Regions from separate parts of the Homo sapiens genome. Here all the other regions are linked to region 3. Evidence: chromatin loops called from intact Hi-C (ENCODE). Cell type or tissue: heart right ventricle. All regions are shown on one strand.

What was found. Hi-C counts contacts between places; a loop is a spot of excess contacts. Peaks named below come from ENCODE experiments on the same cell type or tissue, not always from the same donor. Only the 100,000 strongest peaks of a DNase experiment are listed, where the experiment ranks them.
Region 1: a loop joins it to region 3, with 2.7 times the contacts of the local background. A loop is called at or near these places in 5 of 110 quality-filtered maps.
Region 2: a loop joins it to region 3, with 3 times the contacts of the local background. A loop is called at or near these places in 8 of 110 quality-filtered maps.

The regions. Positions count from the first base shown.
Region 1 is chr11:47,997,137-48,005,136 of GRCh38, forward strand. The region is part of intron 1 of PTPRJ (protein tyrosine phosphatase receptor type J); the gene reads left to right. Among named protein-coding and RNA genes, the nearest start is that of PTPRJ, 21 kb to the left of the region's middle. In heart right ventricle, no CTCF peak of the experiment used is centred here; a DNase peak (open chromatin) is centred at 4,657.
Region 2 is chr11:48,015,466-48,023,465 of GRCh38, forward strand. All of the region lies in intron 1 of PTPRJ (protein tyrosine phosphatase receptor type J), which reads left to right. Among named protein-coding and RNA genes, the nearest start is that of PTPRJ, 39 kb to the left of the region's middle. RefSeq lists a silencer at 3,911-3,960 and an enhancer at 5,041-5,100. In heart right ventricle, no CTCF peak of the experiment used is centred here; a DNase peak (open chromatin) is centred at 4,945.
Region 3 is chr11:48,077,575-48,085,574 of GRCh38, forward strand. All of the region lies in intron 1 of PTPRJ (protein tyrosine phosphatase receptor type J), which reads left to right. Among named protein-coding and RNA genes, the nearest start is that of MIR3161, 15 kb to the right of the region's middle. In heart right ventricle, no CTCF peak of the experiment used is centred here; a DNase peak (open chromatin) is centred at 3,817; H3K4me3 peaks cover 383 bases; H3K27ac peaks cover 1,769 bases.

The sequences.
Region 1 (8,000 bases), 80 kb before region 3:
CCCGTAGGATGTCCTGCAGCCTCCCTGGCCTCTGCCTGCTAGGAGCCAGTAGCGCCCCCTCCCCCACAGACAAAAATGTCTCCAGATATTGGCAGATGTCCCCTAAAGGGCAAACTACCCTTGCTGTAGGTAATACTTGCTTTGAAGTACTGGTGTGGATGGCCTATGCCCTGGCAGTCTTACTAGGTGGGACTGGCTGTCCTCTCATTCTCATGGGATTGGCCTCATGCTGGTAGCTGACTTCCTCCCCGTGAGACCGTAGGTCTAAACTAACAAGGTTTACACATGTGACAAACATCCAGGTTGCCAGGGCTCAAAAGAGGGTTCACATCGACTCCCTTCTCATTCACTGAGTCCTTTTTCGGGAGCTTTGGCCGAGTTTGTGCTGCGTCTGGGCATCTAGGTGTCGAGTTCTTCCCTAGTGTTTTCAGCCTCGGCTTCCTCCTCTGTAAAATGGGAGTAACTGATACTTTTCCTGTCTGGGTGGGAAAGGAACCCCGTGCTAATGTGATTGATGGTGTGGTGCTAAGCTCTGCTGCAAGGGATGTGAAGTTGAGGGAAAGGTTTACCATTTATTAGGAGCTTTGAGACCAAGTTCCTTCCACACAAGAGATATGCCCTGTCAAAGGGAGATCCCATTGCAAAGAGATTCACTGCCAAGTTCCCCCTCCCACTAGCTCCCTGGAGCAATTTTCAGCTTTTAGAGTGTTTAGAGGCCTCAGGGTGTAAAGCGAGAGAGAGAATGCCTTCCAGCCAGCGAGAGAGAATGCCTTCCAGCCGGTGACATTGAGAATAGCAGGAAAGAGGCAGAAGAAGAAACTGACTTGAAGGGTGATGCCAGCCAGGGGTGAGTGGAGTGAGGTAGGATTTGCTTTCTGAAAACTGGGATGTGCACACAACCTATCAAGAATACTTCACTTTGTGAGGCCCAAAAACAGCTCCTAGCACAGTGTAGAGCAGACTTGGTCAGAACTTCAATCCTTGATTTTTTTTTTTTTTTAACCCGAATTTCATGAGGTTTTTCTGAGACATCCACTGGACTGTCATATACCGTGTGCTGGGCTCTCATTTTATCCTTACAATTATTATGTTCATTTTAAAGACCTCATGTTAGCTAGATCAGTAGGGTGACTACAGTTTACAGTAATCTACTGTATATTTCAAAATAGCTAGAAGAGAACAATTTGGTTCTAGCATAAAGAAAAGACAAATATTTAAGGTGATACATATCCCAAGTACATTGATTTGATCTTTACAAATTGTGTGAATGTATTAAATTACCACATGTGCTCCAAAACTGTGTTCTTGAAAAAATTATCACGCCCATTTTAGAGATGAGGCACAGAGAGGTGGAGGGACTTGCCCAGATCCAGGTATGTGGCTCTCCTGTAATCTCGCTTCTATTGCTTTGTGATCAGCAGCAACTTAGTAGCTTTCAAAGCTTCAATTTTCTTGTGTGCCAAATGGGGCTAATAAATACCTTAGAGGATTGTGATCAAGATTCCGTGAAAAAATGTATGCAGTGCCCCCGGCAAGGTGCCTGGCATACAGAAAGTGCTCTGTACGCACCAGCTGCTGTCATTATTATTGTTTCAACTACCAGTGATCATAAAGGATGCCTGCTTTGATGAGCTTTTCCAGGAATATGGACTGGTCTGCCCTGATCTACTTGAATAATCTGTCTCAGGCCCTATTCGGTAAATACATGTAGGAGGTGCAGCTGCCAGGGAAGGGAGGGATGTTACCTGGAGAGGACAGAGTCTGAAGTTCAGGAAATACAGCAAGAGCCTTCCTCAGGGATGAAACATGTGATCTTATGGTCTGACTAGCCTCAAGCCAGCTGAGCTCATTGCCATGCAACTTGGTAGTTAATGATTGCTAGTAAGAAGTTTAAAAGGATCATCCCCTCAAAGAATGTCAGAGTTGGAAAAGACCTTAGGGACATTAGGCTAGGAAAGACAATGTCCTAGTGAGTGACTGCTTGGGCCCTGTATAGAAGGGATTCTCAGATCACTTGGGATGTCCTGGCTCAGCAGGAGGCTAAGGTGGGATCAATTAGTGATGTCTGCCATGGCCACAAGAGAGGCAAGGAGTGGCACATGTGCTGTTTATTTGCTGTCTTTGGCTGCAGCTGAGGACACTGAGGCCCAAGACTTGCTTGCTTACTGGACGATCACCCAAGTCATTAAACCACAAAAATCTCTTTTGGAAGGAATCTGTTAAGAATGTCTGATTATAAGAGTTGCACCTTTGAGCAAGTATTTTTTGCTTGATAGTCTTCAGTGAGGAGGAACTGTCTTCAAAGAGCACATTCTGTCTTTTGGCAATTCTCCCAATTAGAACTTAGACCACTGAGGTAGAAAGGCCTTAGAAGCCCCTTTAAGTGGGCTCTTCTCAACTGGGGCTGCACCTGAGAAGCTTTTGGAAAATACCAGTTGGAGGCTCCCTCCCCAGACCAGTGGATTCTGGATATCTGGGTGTATGGACACCTCTTGCCCCCATTGGTGTTTTATTTTCCAAGCTCCTCATGTGTTGTTAATATGTAGCCAGGGTTGAGAACCACTGAGACCAAAACTCTTTGGAAACAGAGACCCAGAAAGGGAGAACATGATTGTCTATGGGTATGTAGGGCTAGTGGCACAAGGAGAAGGAAAACTAGGGGGGAAAAGGCCTTTATCAAATGCCACCCATATGCTAGTCTCTTTTACTTTCATGCCGAGATTCTTCTTTTTTTTTTTGAGTCAGAGTCTCGCTCTGTCACCCAGGCTGGAGTGCAGTGGTGCGATCTCGGCTCACTGCAACCTCCGCCTTCTGGGCTCAAGTGATTCTCTTGCCTCAGCCTCCTGAGTATCTGGGAGTACAGGCTTGTGCCACCACAGCTGGCTAAATTTTTTGTATTTTTAGTAGAGATGGGGTTTCACCATGTTGGCCAGGCTGGTCTTGCCCTCCTCACCTCAGCTGATCTGCCTGCCTTGGCCTCCCAAAGTGCTGGTATGCCTGGCCCTTTTTTTTTTTTTTTTTTGAGATAGGGTCGTGTTCTGTTGCCCAGGCTGGAGTGCAGTGGTGTGATCACAGCTCATTGCAGCCTCAACTTCCTGGGCTCAAGCGATCCTCCTACCTTACCTGCCTGAGTAGCTGGGACTACAGATGTGTGCCACCTCTCCTGGGTAATTTTAAAATTTTTTTTTTGTAGAGATGGGGGTCTCACTATGTTGCCACAGCTGGCCTCCAAGTCCTGGGCTCAAACGATCCTCCCGTCTTGGCCTCCCAAAGTGCTAAGATTATAGGTGCAAGCCACCTCTCCTGGCTTGCTTCTTTCCCGTAAATTGAGGTGTGTTATTCCACTGCTTAAAAGCCTACATGGCTTCATATCGCTGTTAGTATAAACCCAAACAGTGGTCTGCAAGACTCTGAACCTTAGATCAGGATGATCAGACCCCTCCCTCCCCTCCACCCTCCGACCTCATCCTGGCTACCCACTCCCTGTTCACAGACTACAGTCACCTGGCTCTAGTACAACAGACACTTGAACCTACCCCGCCCCTCTCCCTCAGGGCCTGGTACTATCCTCCTCGCTCCTTCTTATCACTCAGGCCCCTCTATCCCATCATCCTCCTTCATTTCCTCCCATCCTTATCACCTACTCATTTCTGTCTGTCTCCCCACCTCTTGGATTATGAGTTCAGGGGAGTGGGACCCCCTATGTCTGATTTCCTTATGTGTAGGACAGAGCGTGCCTCAAAAGCATGCTTGCTTGGTGAATGAATTGAAAGAACCACCCTGACATGGAGCTGGTATTATCCACAGGTTACAATGGACTGGACCTCCTCTTCCAGTCCCATATAATTTTTTTTTTTTTTTTTTTTTTTTAAATTTTGAGACAGAGTCTCACTCTGTCGCCCAGGCTCGAGTACAGTGGTGATCTTGGTTTACTGCAACCTCTGCCTCCCAGGTTCAAGCAATTCTCGGTCCTCAGCCTCCCCAGTAGTTGGGACTACAGGCATGTGCCATTACACCTAGCTAGTTTTTGTGTTTTCGTAGAAACAAGGTTTCACCATGTTTGCCAGGCTGGTCTTGAACTCCTGGACTTAAGTGATCTGCCTGCCTTGGCATCCCAAAGTGGTGAGATTACAGGCATGAGCCATTGTACCTGGCCCCATATCACTTCTTATTATCTCATAATATTCTTACCTTTTGCAGTGACAGCCCCAAAGTGTGTGTGTGTGTGTGTGTGTGTGTGTGTGTGTGTGTGTGTGTTTGGGGTGGGGATCATAATAATCCTGCAGGTGGGGTTTAGCTCTGGTGAAAAGAGCACAGATCCTTTGATTTGGGTTTGAATCCCAGCACTTCCTCTTACTAAGCTGTGTGATCTTGGGACATTACTAACCTCTGTGAGGTTCAGTTTTTCTTGGCTGCAAAATGTAAGCACAATACTAATAAGTAACTGACAGATGCTGTGCTTCTGCCAGACACTGTACCCAGTGCTTTGTGTGTATTGGCTGAGTGAATCCTCATGACACCCTAATGAGGTAGGTCTCTTCTCTTCTTGCTTTCATTTTACAGGAGAGGAAAATGAGATGCAGAGAAGCTAAGCAACCAGCCTGAGGCCACACAGCCAATCAGTTGAGAGTCAGAGTTCAAGCCTAGGCTGCTTGCTGCCAGAGTCAGAGTGTTAGGTAGGACTTTATGAAATCATGCCCACAGGCCCCGGAACAGGTAGTGGTGCAGACACTTGGTAAACCGTAGTTACCCCTCCCACTTTGACATTTACTCTCCTGGTGACATTTAAGTTTTCTGACTGTTTTGTTGTTCAAGTTGGTGACAAAAGTACCAATTTCCTGCCTGCTCACTTCCAAACACAGCTTCTGTTGATGAGAACTAAGGGAGTACAACTTTTCAGGCCGGGGGTGTGCATGGTGTTTTGGGCCTTGGTGCTCAGGAAGTGTGGGCACTCCCTTAAATTTTTTAAATGGGCAAATGAGTGCATTTTCCTATTTAAATTTTTTTTTTTTTTTTTTTGAGACAGAGTCTCGCTCTGTCACCCAGGCTGGAGTGCGGTGGCGCCATCTCAGCTCACTGCAACCTCTGCTTCCCGGGTTCAAGTGATTCTTGTGCCTCAGCCTCCCGAGTAGCTGGGATTACAGGAGGCTGCCGCCACACCTGGCTAGTTTTTGTGTTTTTAGTAGAGATGGGGTTTCACCATGTTGGCCAGGATGGTCTGGAACTCCTGACCTCAACTGATCTGCCCACCTCGGCCTCCCAAAATGCTGGGATTACAGGCATGAGCCACCATGCCTAGCCTCACTCCCTTAAATTTTTAAAATGGGTAAATGAGTGCATTTTCCCATTTGAAACATTTTCTGCTTCAAATCCTTATTGAGCACTTTGTGCTAGGCATTGTGACTATGATCAGTATAAAAACCCCAAGAAAACAAAAAAACAAAAACAGTAATTCACTGTCCTGTCACCCCCAACTCATCAATCCTTTGCTTTTCCATAACTGGTTACCTGGGTGCTTTTCTTCGTTGTGATTATTTTTTATTGGAAATGCAGATTTGTGACTGTGATGGGCCTGAGGTCAGGTCACCTTGCTGAGGCGAGTTTCCTGGGCGGCTTTGCCCTGTTTTGATAAACAGAAGAATGAGCAGCTGGAGCTGCATTTCAAGTGGCTGCTTTAGTTGAGGCAGGCAGGCCTCAGTGTTTATGTGACACCGAGCAGCTTCAAAATGAGCTTGGTCATTTAAAAAAATTTATTTTTTCCTAGTTAGGTAACAGTGGTATAACAACATTAAAAGAAATGTAGAAACTAGAGAAAGGAAAAAAAAAAGCCCTTTATCCCCCCCATCACAAAACTATTATAATTTCAAAATAGTTACAAGTACAATGTATTCCAAGTGGCTTCTTATTTAAGATAATTATATTCACAGAGCAGGGACCGTTTCAGGTCCTTTAATGCTGAAAGGCTAAATAAAGAGAACTTTTTATTTTTTCCATGTTAATACATGGATGATATTAACCATGATGTTTAATAGCTACAGAATACTGCATGAAATGGATGTACTATAATTCATTTAGCCTTTTTCGTATTTAGAGATTTAAGCAGTAGCCAATTTTTCACCATTACAAGTGGTGCAAGGACCAATATCTTCATGAATACAGCATTTTCTGTAAAGCAGAAATTCTTTCTTCAGGATTAATTTCCAGATATCTTTCTGGTATTAGACACATACCACTTGCCTAATAACGTTCCAAAAGGAATTCATTGTTTACATTGCTATTAGAACATATGAGATTGCCTGTTTCATTATGTCCGTCCCAGCACTGGGTATTATCATTAAAAAAAAAAGATTTTAAATTTATTTATTGAGTTATTTACTTGAGACAGAGTTTTGCTTGTCTCCCAGGCTGGAGTGCTGTGGCACGATCTTGGTTCACTGCAACGTCCGCCTCCCAGGTTCAAGCGATTCTCCTGCCTCAGCCTTCCAAATAGCTGGGATTATAGGCACCCACCACCATGCCCAGCTAATTTTTGTATTTGTAGTAAAGATGGGGTTTCATCATGATGGCCAGGCTGGTCTCGAACTCCTGACCACAGATGATCCACCCACCTTGGCTCCTCAAAGTGTTGGGATTACAGGCGTGAGCCACCGTGCCCAGCCAATATTTTAAATTTAATGTTTACATTTGCACACATGCCAATTGGGCTTCATGGTGGCTGCCTCACACCACTTTTTGTCCGTGTGTGAGACTCACATAGAGGCTGTTTTCTGTGATCCTTTTTTAAAAAATAATTACATTTTTTTAATGCTCAGGGAAAATGTCAAATAATTGTTTATGTTTTGTACTGAAATCTGCACTGGTCTGATGGTACCCAGAAAAACTCTTAACTGTAGCCAGAAACCAGCTGAGCCTAGTTGTATGCAACCTGACTGCAAAGGTCATCAGGTGCTCTCATTTTATTTTTAGAGCTATATTTTAGCTCTAACGTGATTGTTGGGTGAACACTTGCAGAATGAAATATGACTGACACCTACCAGCTGTCTACACATTCCTGGTTATATCTTAGGAAGGCAGTGTGTGCTAGCACCTTGGGAAGAGAATGTTGAGTTCAAATCCTAGTTTTGCCCCTTGCACCAATACCTTGATCAGATTCCTCCCCTGCGTCCTCCCTACCCTTTCTTCAACTTCACACCTTAGTTTCTTTACTTGTAAATTGGGTTGATAGTGGGCTGCTGTCAGAATTAAGGACATCGTTTTGTCAAGGATTTTGCATACAGGAAGTCATGGTGACAGCTGTTGTTACTGTTGTCCTGAGGAGTGGGGACAGGAGAGGAGGAAAACAGGCTGGTCCAGGTGTCTTTCCTTAAAGGAGGCTCCAGCTTAGTTGGGGAGATAGATGGGCTGGTCAGAGTTTCAAGTCATAGGCAGTGCAGGCCTCAAAGGAACAGCCAGGACTTGAGACAAGAATCAGGCCAAGTGAGTAACTGTTGCTGCTGTGGCAGTGAATGTTAGCAGCCCAGGCCTGCAGGGGGGAAGACTCATTTGGGGTACAGTGAGAGGTCTTGCTGGGCAAATGCAGGGTGTTTGCGGCAAGGTAGGCTGGGGCTGGACTTGGAGGATGCCTGCGTGATTTAGATTCTATCTTGTAGAGAATGAGGTATCATGGAAGGATTTTCTTTTCATGTTGTAAATATTAATCATTTTATTGTTTTGTATTTTTGATGGCAATATAAAAATACCAGCTTTGTTGAGATATAATTTACATACAGTAAAATTCATCCATTTAGAAAGTATACAGTTCAAAGCTGGGCGCAGTGGCTCATGCCTGTAATCTCAGCACTTTGGGAGGCTGAGGTGGGTGGATCACTTGAGGTCAGGAGTTCAAGATCAGCATGGCCAACATGATGAAACCCCGTCTCTACTAAAAATACAAAAATTAGCCAGGCATGGTGGTGGGTGCCTCTAATCCCACCTGCTTGCGAGGCTGAGGCTGGAGAATC
Region 2 (8,000 bases), 62 kb before region 3:
TACTCATTTTTGCCTTGCCTGGTTCTCTTGTTTGTTTTATTCTTTTGTGTTATTTGTATTATTCTAAACCACCACATATACTTGGTGGGATGGAGCTGGGTATAGTTAAATTTTAAAAATAATGGTGAGGGCCAGGTGTGGTGGTTTATGCCTGTAATCCCAGCACTTTGGGAGGCTGAGGCAGGTGGATCACTTGAGGTCAGGAGTTCAAGACCAGTGTGGCCAGCATGGTGAAATTAGCCGAGTATGGTAGCGTGCACCTGTAATCCCAGCTACTCGGGAGGCTGAGGCAGGAGAATCCCTTGAACCTGGTGGAGGTCGGAGGTTGCAGTGAGCCAAGATCATGCCACTGCACTCCAGCCTGGGCAACAGAGTGAGACTCTGTCTCAAAAAAAAAAAAAAAAAAAAAAGAAATAATACTAATGATGAGATGACTTGCATAAGATCCCCCAGCTACTCTGTGGGGAAGTCGGGCTCCAAGCCAGCTCTCCTGGCCCCACCCTCTTTCCAACATACTCAGTGCCTTTCTGGATTAGGATCCACTGCAAGGTTCCTTTGCAGTGGGAGCCAGGTCTGTTTGGCTTTTGCAGCCATTGTGTTATGGGTTCCAGTGGAAGCTGGGCTGGCTGGATTGGAGGTGTTGAGGGGCTTGGATTGACCTAAGTGTCACCTGTGGCTCAAGCAAGGCTCTGGACTGTGGATTCCTTCTTGGTGAGGGCTGTTCAGCCTCACCCAGGAGAGAACCCATACCTCTGCTTCTTGCTTGTGAGGCATCAGGTTTCAAGCAGGGGTCAGACCAGATGAGCACTGTTATGTTCTTCACAGCTGCTTCCCACTCGTTATCCTCATAGTAGCCCAGGGTAGAAAAGGAGAGGATGAGTGGGTGGTATTGATGAAGAAACGGAGACCTACAGAGGTGAAATGACTTCACCCACCAGGTGATGGCTGAGTCTGCAACCCAACAAAAAACTCTGGCTTGCTGGCATTTCTCAGGCCAGACAGTTCCAATGTGAACCCACGGTACCTTCTGCGGGAGAAAAGGTGGCATGGGAAGCAGGAAGAGCCTAGGATTTGGGAGTTGGATGCCATGGACTTGAGTCCTGGCCACTACTATGTGCATATGGGGAAGTCACTTTTCTGAGCCTCAGCCGCCTCATCTTTAAAATGTGGGCCCTAATTTCTGCCCTGCCAGCCTCACAGGATGGTCATGAGAAACTGAATGAGAAGATGAACATGGAAGCCTTTTGTCTGGCATTAACCACATGTGCCTGTGTGCTGGGTTCTGTCTGCATTGTGCTAATGATGGTGGTGATGGTATTAATAGTAATAATAGTGAACATTTAAGGAACACTGCCTCCTATAATAGTCACCATGGTAAACTTTACATACATTATCTTAATGAATGCAGAAAACAAGCAGATGAGCAGGGACCGTCTATTATTTTCCCATTTATTTTTGTTTATTTTTAATTTTTTTTTTGTAGAGACAGGGTCTCATGTTGTGGCCCAGGTCTTGAGCTCCTGGGCTCAAGCAATCCTCCCACCTCGGTTCCCCAAAGTGCCAGGATCACAGGTGTGAGTTACCTCACCTGGCTGTATTTTCCCATTTTTACAAGTGGAAACAGGGGGTTCAAAAAAGTTTATGTAATTTGCTTAAGGTTGTAGAGATGTTACATAGTGGAGTCCAGATTTGATCCCAAGTAGGTGACCCTACTGTGGTATCACTGCTATCAGATTGGAAACAGCAGAAGTCTAGGACCTTTTTGGTTTGGTTGATGACATCTGTGCACATCATTCTGGTAGGTAGGGGCCATCTGGGGGCAGGAAGTTGGGTGTGGGTAGGGGTTGGCCCTGGAGAGGCAATAGAAGCTGGGGCTTGGCTGGATAACAAGCCTGGCACACTGAGTTTGTCTCTGAGGTTTAGTTTCTCACCTGTAAGATGATGATATAATAATGTGCCTCATGGGATTAAAGAAAATAAGAGATGCCTAGATACTTATACATTGCTATAAAAATGTCTGTGTTATAAGAGTGACATGGCATTCCACAAAATGCAGTGTAGATGTAAATTAGTTGGAATGGTGACCTCACCCCTGCTAGGTAGCACTGGCTTATGTCCCACCTGAGAGTAGTAGCATCTGAGGGCTAGCCACACTGAACAAGCCACACACCTGACCTCAGCATCCTCTTCTGTGAGGGGAATGCTCTCTGCTCTTCTACCTGCATGCACCGTGTTTGTGGAAGTGCTCTGTGTAGGACAGGGAAAGCACCTTGCAGAGAGCAAGGGCCCACTGGCTGCAGAGAGCCTGGTGGGTGATGGACCAGAGATAAGGGTGAGGGACAGTTTAGAGTGTCACAGTTTCTCATAGAGCTTTGGGCAGTGACACCAGTATTAGTCTCAGGACCATCATTGACTCCTGGTTAGTTTTTCTGTTTTCAAAACACTTTATCAGCTGTAAAGCACTTAAAAATGTAAATTAGTTCCTGCAAAAACAAAATGCACAAAAAATGATGGCTCTGCCAGGCTGGGTTGGGAGATGAATGTGTATGCATGTGTGAATGGATTCATTTCTGATGATAAAAATACTTTATGCTTATTTATGTGAAACTTGGAAAATAGAGGAAAAGTATAAAATTGAAACTAAAAGTCATCCATAATCCTTCTAAGTAGCTTTATCATTTAATGTTTTAGTATATTTCCTTCCTGTTTTTTTTTTTTTCCTTAATTCTGGGTGTATGCAAAGGATTTTGTAACCCTTTACATTCTGGAAACTGTTCAACATGACTTCTTTTTTTTTTCTTTCAACCAATTTGTGGAGAGTCCATTTTGCAAAGCCTTAGCACAGTGCCAAGCACAAGCTACACACCCGGGATGCTGCTGAATGCAGATGAGAGCATGCCAGCTCTGCTGAAGTTGGGGGCTGGGGGCAGTGGATGGCTGTGAGTGGTGTGAAGCCCCGGGCCACAGTGAAGACCCTGGAATGGCTGAGAGACTGGGATTCCAGGAGACCGAGGTTTGAGGGGAGGCTTTTCATTGTTTGATTAGCTCTTTTTTTCTTACCACATGTAAGTCATCATAATACTTAAAAAATTGCTGTAAAAAGCAGCTAATTAAAAATATAAATACAGTCTTTTTGGAGACTAGAAACAGTCACAAGAGAAGCAGTTTCAGTGAGAACCAGATCCTTTGTCAGTGTCAGCGAGGGGGAGGGGCGTCGGGGCCCAGCCAGCAAATCCTTCCCTCCGAACTGGGGGTGCGGAATGTGGCACTCCCTTTAGTTAGACTTGATGAGCTTTGGATTTGAGTAAGTGACAGCCCCTTTTATTTCCTGCTTTGTTCTCTCCCAGGTACCAGTTGACCACAGTTTTCATTCATGCAAATGGAAGCTGACAGCTGCCCAGGGAGGGTTAGATACCTGGGAGGATAGAGCAGAGGCCCTCCTTCTCCCCGACCCCTCGCCTCTGCAGGCTGGTGGGGAGGGGGGCAGGGGAGTCGAGTTACCCTCTCTCCACGCTTTCTTCTTGTGTATGTGTGCGTGTACGTGCGTGTGTGTGTTGTGTGTGTGTGTCTTGGGGGATGGAGAACCCCTCTCAGGAGGGCCTGTGGAAAGGCTGGGGTAAGTGGAGTGAGCCCGTGGGTCCTGCCCTTCCAGGCTGCCAAGAGTTTAAGTTGCTGCCTCCCGGTCTCTGTGCCCTTTTCCTGCCTGTGGAAGGCCCTCTCTCTGTTTAGGAACGTGGATGTGGCAGGGGCTGGGCGGGCACTTGGCCTTTATAACAACAGAAGAGGATTTTCAGTGACGAGGAAGCATCCCGCCCTTCTGGTTCCCTGTCTTCCACCTGGCCCCACTGCGACAGCCTCTCCAGGCCTCTGACTTCACTAGAATCTGCCCCTCCACCCCACCTTCCCCCGAACCCCACCTCCTTTCTCTGAGCCTGAGAGGAGTTAATTGTGTTAGAGTGCACTGAGAAACCTCCAGGAAGGGGCCCTAGTCCCTGTGTTGCCTGTTCAGCAATCACATTTGCTCACGTCTAGAAAGTACAATATAATGACTCAGGTTAAGGGGTGAAAAAATGTGGTGGACATTTTGCCAGGGTACTGTGTTAACTGTTCCAAGGTATCACCCTGTGTGAGACTCAGGAACATTCAGTGTTTTGGTTTCCCCCCTATTGTACTGAATGCCGGCAGCTTTCCCCTTCTAATTATTTATCTTAATAATTTGAGGAAAGTTGATTTGCTTTTTAAAAACTGGCATCCAAGCGTACCCTATCGCACTGCACACAGCTGAGAGATTAAGGCAGTTCTTTAGAATTCCTAGTCCGTGTTGTGTACACAGCGATAGGCTGGGGTAGTGGTTCTGGGTGCAACTGGGGACAGGCGAGGAACCATAAATTTGGCAGGAAAGATTTGTGTTGGTACCCTGTTATATTTGCTTTGCATCACATATTGTTTAAAAAGAGCGATATTTTCGTTAAAGGAAAAGGAACTGTGTATTTGAGATAAGAAGTAGAATAAAATGAAATGAATAGTTGGGTTTCGTCCTGTGGCCTTCAAAATGGCGTTATTTCTGAGATCCCTGTTTCTATGCTGTTCCAGTATTTATACGGAACTTATAAAATACAAAGTATAGGCATGTCCCGAGATCCTGGCGAGGCTGTAATTTATAGTGTTGTTCTTTTTCTTTTGTTTTACAGAGCTGAGTTTGGTGAAACTTCAGGAGGTTTTAGCTAGTGGCGATCCAAAGACATTAAATATTGCTTTGTGGGTACGTCTCCACCTTGCGTCTTACTTGGTGACTGTTCAGTGGTAGGCAAATGTCAGAACCCAGTATGCAAATGTGGAAGTGGACAGATTTGAGTCAGTTATCTCAGCTGGTGTTATGAAATACGGAAATTTTTGGCGTTGGTGGTGGAGGGCGTTGGCATAGGAGGCGTGAATGCTCTTTGTTTCTTGCTGTTATGGGAGTATCTCTTGATTGCCCCATCATCTTGTTTGGTGTGGCCCCGTTTCCTTCTAGAAGTTGAGTTCCCTGGGCTTGTGAGAACCCTTGTACATCTGCCTCCATTAAACTCACATTTGGAGATCTCGTAAATGAACGCAGTGCAGTCCGGGGGCAGAGTGAAGGCTCAGACTGCAGCCGGACATGGCTCAGTTACCCTAGGTGGGTTAGCAGCTGAGCAGGTACTGGTCTCAAAACCCTCTGAAGCGAAGCTGCCTGTCGATTCCACAGTTGCCAGCTTCCAGCATGGAGCTTCTGGAAGTATCACGGACTGAGTTGGGTCCCAATGCTGGATGTCCCTACTCTTCCTCCTGCCCCTCCCACGTTTGGATGGGCAAATGCACTAAGAACAGCCCGTGGGCAAGTGAATGAAACCAAAAAGCAGCAAGGGATTTGGACAGTCCACCTCAGAGTATCTGACTTTATTTTGAGGGGCATGTGTCAGAGTTGGGTGAAGAAAGAGATTCTCAGATGGAGATAGAGAAAGATCCCCAAAAGGGCAGGCTGGCTACCAGTGATTTATTTTTATTTTTCTTACTTTTTTAAGAGAATGCAGGGCATTTTACTCTTCTGTGGTAGGAGAGTAGACTGGCCACAGCCCAGCCCAGAACCCTTAACAAAAGGTTAAGCTGCTGGGCATGGTGGCTCACGCCTGTAATCTCAGCACTTTGGGAGGCAGAGATGGGTGGATCACCTGAGGTCAGGAGTTTGAGACCAGCCTGTCCAACATGGTGAAACCCTGTCTCTACTAAAAATACAAAAATTAGCCGGGCGTGTTGGCATGTGCCTGTAATCCCAGCTACTGGGGAGGCTGAGGCAGGAGAATCGCTTGAACCCAGGAGGCGGAGGTTGCAGTGAGCCAAGATCACGCCATTGCACTCCAGCCTGGGCGGCAAGAGCAAGACTCCGTCCCTAAAATAAATAAATAAATAAATAAATAAATAAATAAATAAATAAATAAAATAAAATAAAATAAATAAAAAAAGAGGTTAAGGTTTATACGCAGGCCATTTCTAATAGATGTTATGGAAGCCCCAGGTTTTGGGGCATCAGGGTTGGAAAGGAAGCCAAAAATGGGTGTGTCCAAAGGACAGATGCATTGAGAATGGGTTGTAAAATTTCAGCCATTGTGTAGATTAACCAGCACGGCACCCTGCCCCTCAGCCATTGTGTAGATTAAGGAGCACTGCACCCTGCCCCTCCTCCCCCAAGCATGCAGCACCTGAGAAAGAAATCTGACAAAGATGCTTTAATATGAGTCTAGCGCTTTGAGCCTTTCATTGTCATCTCCAGTGCAATTGTCTGTGGGTTTTGTTTTGTTTTGTTTTGTTTTTTCATTTTTATTGGACTTTGCTTTGCCTTTTAAGGGAAACTCTGGATGATATACTTCATTATTTCACTTGTCAGATGGTTAGTAATATGGTATTGCCATTCCTGACCTAAGGCAGCAAGTGATTCCTTCTGGCAAACTCTTTAAGAAACATGGGCATGGAGCCTGGCTGCCTGAGTTCAAACCCCTGCTCTGCTGCTTACCAGTTGGGTGACCTTGGTCAAGTTACTTAATCTCCGTGCCTCAATTTCCTACTCTGTAAAATGGAGATAATAATAGAACCTGTGTCATTACATTATTGTGGGAATTAAATGTGTTAGTCTACGAAGAGGGGTGCCTCAGGCCCATGGTAAATTTTATGTAAGTGTTGGTTGTATATAAGATGATGAAGTCCGGGCGCGGTGGCTCATGCCTGTAAATCCTAGCACTTTGGGAGGCCGAGGCAGGCAGATCACCTGAGGTCAGGAGTTCGAGACCAGCCTGGCCAACATGGAGAAACCCCGTCTCTACTAAAAATACAAAATTAGCCAGGCCTGGTGGTGCATGCCTGTAATCCCAGTTACTCAGGAGGCTGAGGCAGGAGAATCGCTTGAACCTGGGAGGCAGAGGTTGCAGCGAGCCGAGATCGTGCCATTGCATTCCAGCCTGAGTAACACGAGCAAAACTCCATCTCAAGAAAAAAAAAAAAAATTAAGATGATGAAGATGCAGCGTGGGGCCATGAGAAGAGTCCTGGTCTGGTGAGTTTGGAAACCTGGCTTCTGGCCTGTTTCTAACACTGTATGTCCTTGGGCCAGACCCTTTCCCCTGGGGTGCTGATTTCACACCTGTAAAATGAAGAAGTTTGACTTGCACAGTGCTTTTCTTAGACTGTGGTAAGGGGTGGATGTGGGGGTAGTGCCAAGACCAAGTGAAAGAGGCTTCTGGACCTCCATCCTTGCTTCAGCCAGAGCAGCGTGGGTTCATTTCATTTTTGGATTTTGGTTTGTGGGAAGAAAGGGTTCTCTTGCCGGTGTGTGTGTTTCTGATAAACAAAGAAGTGTGGAAGTGGCTGAATGAGATGACCCAAGGACTCTTTCTGGGAAGATGCAGGAGGAAGTAGGTGAGCTGAGGGGAAGCTGGTGGGGATAGGCCTGGTGGGGCCTGGGGAGAAGGATTTGAAGGCTCAAGTCACACGGTGCAGGATGGGACTCAATATAGGGTGGGATAGGGCGGTGGGTAAAAGCCGTTACAATTTTGTCCAAATGGTATGGGCTGATTTACTTATTAGGGAGGTACAAATGGCTTCGTGTTATAAAGTGTCAAGATCCTTATTTGGATAAGGCAACCAGAGTGTAGACGAGAGAGTAAGAGTAAGAAAACAAGGAGAAAAATGAGTGTCTTAAGGATGTAGAAATTTAGTTTGCTGGAAGTCTCTGCAGCCTGAACAAAACAGCTGTTAGGTTTGCCAGAACTTAAACCAGAGGGTGCCTGCCAGTGGTTCATATTCTTGCTACCTCTTCCTCCTCTTGTCTTGTTTTTCCTTTCCATTCTAATAATCACGATGAGTTTCCCTGACATGCACGCCCCTTCATTCATTTGTATGATCACTTAGAGATGAGGAGCTGCCTTGCCAGGTAGAAAAACCATTCTCAGGATGAATCTTTGGCTTTCTGAATCAGAGTTTTCTTTGGGT
Region 3 (8,000 bases):
GCCTTACGGAGCGTGCTACAGTCTTCCTGATCCAATATCCTGCCACCTGCCCACTCATTCACCCTCGGCCCTACCCCATGCCTTTGCACGAATCTTTCCAGCCTGAGCAGCCTGAGATGGGTCTTTTTCCCTGCTCCGAAATCCTGACCTCATAATGGCTCATGAATCCCTATTCAACCTTCAAGACCTGGTTCAAGGGTTAAATCCTTTAAGGAGACTTCTCCTGATTTTTCCCCAGCTGGTTGCTTTGTTCTCCAGCGATTTGTAACCTTGTGAACAAATATTCTACTCATTTTATTCTACTGGAATGATCTATTTACACTTATCTCCCTGCAAATTGTATCCTGCCCTTCAATGGCTAAGTGAATGGCATAAACAGATGCTATAGGAATTGAGACTAAGTTGGAGCTGGGTGATCAGGGAAGGTTTTAAGGAAGAGATCTGGGACAAATAGCTAAAGATGGATTCAGTGTTTTTTTTTTCTTTTTCTTTTTTTTTTTTTGAGGCGGAGTCTTGCTCTGTTTCCCAGGCTGGAGTGCAATGGTGCGATCTTGGCTCACTGCAACCTCTGCCGCCCAGATTCAAGCAATTTTCCTGCCTCAGCCTCCCAGGTAGCTGGGATGACAGGAGCCCACCACCACGCTTGGCTAATTTTGTGTTTTTAGTAGAGACAGGTTTTCACCATGTTGGCCAGGCTGGTCTTGAACTCCTGACCTCAGGTGATCCACCCACCATGGCCTCCCAAAGGGCTGAGATTACAGGCATGAGCCACCGTGCCCGGCCTGATGGATTCAGTTTATGTGCAAAATTTAAGAGGATGGGTTTCGGCAGTTCAGGTTGTTAGGAGACAAGGGTGGAAAGGTGTCCTGGAGCCCTACAGAGATGGGCTTCAAGTGCCAGCCAAGGTGTTTGACCATTTTTAGAAGAGGAATGAGATGATTAAAGTGGAACTTTTAGGAAGAGTAGGAGTGAGCGGGATGGATTTAAAAGGCGGAGTGAGAGGCATCAGGAAGGCTGGGTAGGAGAGCATTGCTACAGTCTAGGAGGGAGGTGGCAGGGGTGTAGACCAGGGATCACAAAGCAATGGCTTGCCATCTGCTTCTGTATACCCAGAGAGCTAAGAATGGTTTGTACCTTATTAAATGGTTGAAAAAATCAAAAGAATATATGCTGTGATATGTGGAAATTCTGTGAAATTCAAATGTCAGTGTCTGTAAATAGTTTTTTTTTTTTTTTTTTTTTTTTGTGGAACACAGCCATACTTTTCATTTATGCATTGTTTGTGGTTGCTTTCACACAATCATGCCAGCCCTGAGTAGTTGCTGCAGAGACCATATGGCCTGCAAAGACTAAAATATGTACTTATGTACTATCTGGCTCTTTCCAGAAAAAATCAGCAGACCCCAGGTGTAGACCAACCAGGGTGAATGAGTGTATGACTGGAAATGCAAAGACGGGCAGGATCAAGGGACAGTTTAGAGCAGGGGTGTCCAATCTTTTGGTTTCCCTGGGCCACACTGGAAGAAGAATTGTCTTGGGCCCCACATAAAATACACCAACACTAACAATAGCTGATGAGCTAAAAAAAAAAAAATCACAAAAAATCTCAAAATGTTTTAAGAAAGTTTATGAATTTGTGTTGGTCTGCATTCAAAGCCATGGTGGGCTGCATGCGGGCCATGGGTTGGCCAAGCTTGGTTTAGAGGCGGATGCAGTACGGGAGAGTTTTCCCTTCTCTTCTGATGTAACTCCATGTCTTGGTGGCGGTGTTCTAGATGTAGGCATCTTTAGGCAGGGGAGTGTGCGTGGAAGGGTGAAAGGGTTGTGCCTTCATGACGCTCGTGTGTGTGTGTGTGTTTGTGTGTGTGAGTGATGCTGAGCTAGTCTTAGAGTAAATGCAGACACTGGATGGTAGCGAGTTCAGTGCAGTTTTTATGGAGGGACAGCTTGCTGCCTGCTGATGAAGCTGGACAAGACTGGGTAGTGAAGTCAAAGGCCCACACCTAACTCTGAGGCTCTTGGGGGCAACTGTGTTGTGCAGAGAAGGTAGGAGGGCAGAGGAAGAGGAGGAGCGGCCCCTGGGAGAATGCCTTCTACCCAGCTGCAGCTTCTCAAGGGTGTGTTTGCGTCTGACCTAAGGTGTTGGAGCTCTTTGTTTCTGGCTGTGTTCAGGCTTTCCCCCGCTTGCCTTTAGGGGAAGCTGATGACTGCTTTAGCGTAAAGAGAGGGCCAGGAGGTCAACTTCCCTACAGTCCCGTGCCTGCTTCTGGGTTGGGGCTGGGGAGAGTGCTGCCCACTGAACTCTCTAAATGTTAAAAGATACAAAGAGGAAGCACAGAGTGAAAAGGGAGACCCCAGAGGACAGCAGAACATCCCGAAGCATATCCCCCATCAGAGAAGAGGCATGATTTTCACCTGGCTTGCAGGTGCAGGATGGGCATCTCAGATGCTGTGAGTCTGAGGGCAGATGCCCATCAGTCCAGGACAGTTCCTGGGGACAAAAGCCTCTTCTCACCTTTAGAGAAATTAAGTCTTATTGGTAGAAAATATTTTAGAGAGGTTCTGGTCTAAGCCTCTCATTTTGCAGATGAGAAACCACCCAAGGCCCAAGATGGATGGATTTATCAAAGCCGGTTGGTACTGGAACTTGGATTTAATTTCAGGTCTTTTATTATTACTATGGAACAAATCTTAACTTTTTCAAGTGCATACCATGTGCCCGGCTATGTGCTGGATGTAGATGCTTTATCTGCAGGTTTAATCTTCACTACAACTATGGGAAGTAGCTATTGTCTCTCTTTTGCAAGTGTGAAGAGTGAGGCTTAGAAAGGCCAACTTGCCTGTGATCGGGTAACTCAAGAGGGAAATTGGATCAGAGTCCATCTGAGACTGACTCCAGAGCCAATGTTCTTAGCCAATAGGGGCACATAAAACTGTTCTGAGTGGCTTCCTAGCTCCTGTTTCCAGTGTCCAATCCATTCTCGGTTTCTGTTCATTCATCAGATGTGCACTGAGTACCTGCAAGAAGTCAGAAGGGTGTTGGGTTGGTGAGGACAGATTGTATACCATCTTGGCTTTGGCCGAGCCAAACAGAATGCCAAAGATCGGCAAAGATAGGGAATGATTGTTCTTGGCCTCAGCTCCACGCTCCCCTCCTCTGTAAAACTGCCCCTGACACCCCGGCAGGATTGAATTCCTCCACCTTTAAGCTCCCAGAGTACCTTAGCTCTGTCTTTAGCACTTCACACTGTGTCATGCCTCCCCTTGGGCCCTAAGGCCAAGAGCATGTGCCATTTATTTTTGTATTCCTACTTCTATAGCCCAGTGCATATTGGGGGCACTCAGGAATTGCTGAGCGAATAAAAGAATGAATGAATACAGACCCAGATTGTCAATGATTCTCAAACCTTATTTTACAAAAGAATCACTTGAAAAGCTGGTTAAAGATCAAAACTCCTGAGCCCTACTCCTGGTGATTGACTCCTAGGTTTGGGGTGGGACCCCAGAATCTGAATTTCCCGGAAGCGCCCAGGTGTTTCTGATGCGGGTGGTCTGCAAACCACACTTGCAGCAACCCTGGCACAGGTGCCCAGCCTTCTGGAATAAAGACAGGAACTAAGCATTAAAAATAGCACGCCATTCATTTGCTTGTGCCGAGCCGCCAAGTGCCCCCTCCTGCCGGCGACAGGTCCGGATGTGGGCCAGTTCTCAGCCCAGGGAAAATGAACAGTGTCTTCTCCGTGGTGCCCAGAACAGTCTGAGTCAGTGGAATGTGCTGGCCAGTCAGGCAGAAGGGAACTTCCACTTCTTTTTTAAAACCTTGGTGGAAACTGTGCTGGCAAGGCAAACAGGGAGGAGAGGAAGCTCCATGTGGGGCTTGGGCTTGGCGGACGACTTGGGGCTGGCCGGACTTTGGGTGGCCGCCGAGGACCATTGCTAAATATGCCCCTTTCGTCCTGAAATAGTCACTTCCCCGGCTGGCTTTTGTGTTGGTCGGTCGCCACAAATGTGTGGCTGTTGTTCAAGGAGGCCTCCTGGGATATAAAAAGAGAGAATGGGGCCAGGCTGCGGCCAGGGCTGTGTAGGAAGACAGGAGAGCTGCCTTTTCTCCTGTCCCACCACGGACTCATTGTAAGATTCAGAGGGAGTGGCTTCTGGGCCCTGGGTTTACTTTTCCATCTGTAAAATGGGTGGGGGGAAGGGGCAGCATCATAAAGCTTCTTTCTTCTCCTGAAAGGGATGTTTTAAGGCCCATGTCAAGATTGAACACAGGGCTCTGTTGTTGGGCTGATGCTACTGATGAAGTCTCAGGAAGCTCGAAGTTTGTAGTTAACTCTTTCAGGGTAGATGTGGTGAATAGTCTCTTGGTATTGTGTTGATGGTGGCCCACTAGAACAGAAGGTCCCAGAGGGCAAGGGCTTGGTCTTTCTTCTTCCTCTCTGTATCCCCACTGTTTAGAACTGGGCTGGGTGCAGAGTAGTCTCCATAAATGTTTATGGGGCCAATATCTCCAAATATTGGCACCTACTAAGCGTCAGTCCCATCTCTCTTTTGTCTTCTTCACAGGTTTAACTTGCTGTTTGAGAAGAGGCGATATGAGGAGCAGGGCATTTTTGGAGGAAGAAACTTTACCTCTGTTTTCAACGTTTCATCCAGTTTCTCTTCTTTTTACTTATTTGGAGACATGGTCTTACTTTGTTGTCCAGGCTGGAGGCTGAAGTGCAGTGGCACAATTATAGCTCACTGCAGCCTCAAAACACCTGGCCTCAAGTGATCCTCCTGCTTTAGCCTCCTGAGTAGCTGGGACCACAGGCTTACACCACCATACCTGGCAAATTTTTTTTTTTTTTTTTTTTGGAGAGGCAGAGTCTTGCTCCGTTGTCCAGGCTGGAGTGCAGTGGTGTAGTCATGGCTCGCTGCAGCCTCTGTCTCCTGGGCTTAAGCCATTCTCCTGCCTCACCCTTTGAGCCTCCTTAATTTTTTATTTATTTATTTTTTTTTTGTAGAGACAGGGTCTCATTATGTTGTCCAGCCTGATATTGCTATTTTTTTTTTTTTAATGGCGATGTAGTAATCTTGCTTTGTTGCCCAGGCTGTTCTGGAACTCCTGGCTTCAGGTGTGTGCCACTGTGCCTGGCCCAGTTGCTCTTTACATGGTGGAATATCAGAGGTTAAAGACTTGGTAAAAATTCATGCGGTGCAATAAACCATGTATTACATAATAGGGGTGACACTTGTTAACTTCTCCCAGGCTCAGTTTCCTCATGTGTAAAATAGGTGAATAGTATCTACCCTCCAGGAGTTGTACAAGGCTCATGTATACATAGTGTATGTGAATGTGCTGTATGGGTGCAAGGGGTTGCAGAAGTGATAATGTGTGTAAACAGATGGTGTGGTTGGCTCATTGGAGGGGTGGAGGCCCTAAGTGAGATGACCTCTGAGGTTTACTCTTCCTAGAGTAGTTGGAAAGCAATTCAGCCTCAGTGGTAAGCTCTCAGCTCTTCTAGGGCAGGTCCCTCTTCCACCACCCTGTGTCTGCAAGCATTTTGGTATTAAGTTGTTTTTCTAAGGCTGGGTGCGGTGGCTCACGCCTGTAATCCCAGCACTTTTGGAGGCCGAGGTGGGTGGATCACCTGAGATCAGGAGTTCGAGACCAGCCTGACCAACATGGTGAAACCATATCTCTACTAAAAATAAAAAATTAGCTGAGCGTGGTGGTGTGCGCCTGTAATCCCAGCCAGCTACTTGGGAGGCTGAGGCTGGAGAATCGCTTGAACCCGGGAGGCGAAGGTTGCAGTGAGCTGACATCATGTCATTGCACTCCAGCCTGGGCAACAAGAGTGAAACTCTGTCTCAAATAAAAAATATTATTTTTCTAAAAAGCTCTTATTTTATTGTGAAACACTTAAATTAGCAAATCTCAGGCTTGCTGAATAAGGCTTCCCAGGCAAACCACATCCCACATGTGCAAATGTCTGGTGACACAGTGCTTCATTTTTTTCCACTAGTACTTACTACTACCTGACATTATAGTGTAAGTTTACTTGTCTATTTGTGTATGGTCTGCCTCTCCTATGAGAATGTGAGCTGCATGAGGTCAGGACATTGTTTTGTTCACTCATGAATTCCCAGCACCCAGGACAGTGTCTGGCATGTAGTGAGTACCCAGTAAATATTTGTGGAATGAATGAATGAATACTTAAGTGGGTGGGAAGTTCTTGGACCTTAGTCTAGACCCATGGTTCTCAAAGAGTGGTCCTGGGACTCTTGGGGATTCCTGAGATCCTTTTAGGGATCTGTGAGGTCTGTGAGGTCAAAGTATTTTTATAATAATAGTAAACTATTTGTCCTTTCACTCTCATTCCCTCATGTATGCAAATCTCAGTGAACTGATATTTTCCAAATAACCAATGCATAAGGCCACAAAGCCATGCAGGGTAAAAAGAGCTATGAACAAAAGTTTTCTAGAGAAGAATTTGGAGGAAAGAGAGTTTATTCTAGTGAACAGATCGCAAACTGGGAGATGCTGCGTTGGTGTAAAATGAAGGTGCATTCCAGAGAGCAAAGAGAGAATCTAGTTTTTTGTTGTTGTTGTTGTTTTGTTTTTTAAATTTTGAGATGGAGTCTTGCTCTGTTTCCCAGGCTGGAGTGCAGTGGAGTGGCGTGATCTTGGCTTATTGCAACCTCTGCCTCCGGGTTCAAGCGATTCTCCTGCTTCAGCATCCCGAGTAGCTGGGACTACAGGCACTTGCCACCACGCCCACACACCCTACTAATTTTTGTATTTTTAGCAGAGACGGGGTTTTACCATGCTGGCCAGGCTTGTCTCGAACTCCTGACCTCAAGTGATCTACCCGCCTCAGCCTCCCAAAGTGCTGGGATTACAGGCATGGCAGAATCTAGGTTTTTATAGCAAAATTTCTGGCCCATGTCCCCAATCAGGTTTGATTATGCAAATGAAGGGGGCGGGTCAAACTTGCTTAGTTCTGATTGGCTGACACAGCTGAGTTCTGATTGGTGATACAGCTGAGCCCTGATTGGTTGATACAGCTGAGCTCTGATTGGCTGAAGCAGACGAGCTCTGACTGCTTGGTTCATGTGAGCTCTGAAAGTCCCAAGTCAAAAGGGTGTGGGGTTTTGTGAAACTTGGAGTACGTAGTGTGACCTCTAGTCAGCAAATGGCCACTTGGCTGTATTTTAAATTTAGGTACACTTTGCTGCTTGGGGTCCATCTTGAGGGGATTGCCTTTTTCAGGTTCATGTTTGTTCACAGAGCCATTCAAAGTGCAGTGGATACATTATAAATTGTACAATTATTTGTAATTAAAAAAAGAACAACAGCAAAAAACCCAAAGTGCAGTGGATGCAAAGACCAATGGATTTTCATGTAACAGAATATGAAAAGTTCACCGACACAGTTTCACATTCCACGATGCAGAGAAGTTTTTAATAACTGCCATCCACATGTTGAGTTTTGGTGTAACAGCAAAGAAAAATATCCACAACTACTGAAAAGGCTGAGAAAATACTCCCTTTCTCAACTGCATGTTTTTGTGTGAGTCCAGAATTTCTTTACATTATTGTAACAGAGTGAACGCAGAAGCAAATATGAGAATCCAGCTGTTTCTTACTAAGCAGACATTAAAGAGATTTGCAAATATCTAAAATAATGCTATCTCTCTCACTTTTTTTTTTTTTTGTATTGGAAACATCATTTTCCATACAATGTCATTTATGTTAACAGGTGACAGATTTATTTATTTTTATTTTTTATTTTTTTGAAACGGAGTTTCACTGTGTCACCCAGCCACCCAGGCTGGAGTGCAATGGTACAATCTTGGCTCACTGCAACCTCCGCCTCCCGGGTTCAAAGGATTCTCCTGCCTCAGCCTCCTGAGTAGCTGGGATTACAGGCACCCGCCACCACACTTGGCTAATTTTTGTATTTTTAGTAGAGACGGGGTTTCACCATGTTGGCCAGGCTGGTCTCGAACTCCTGA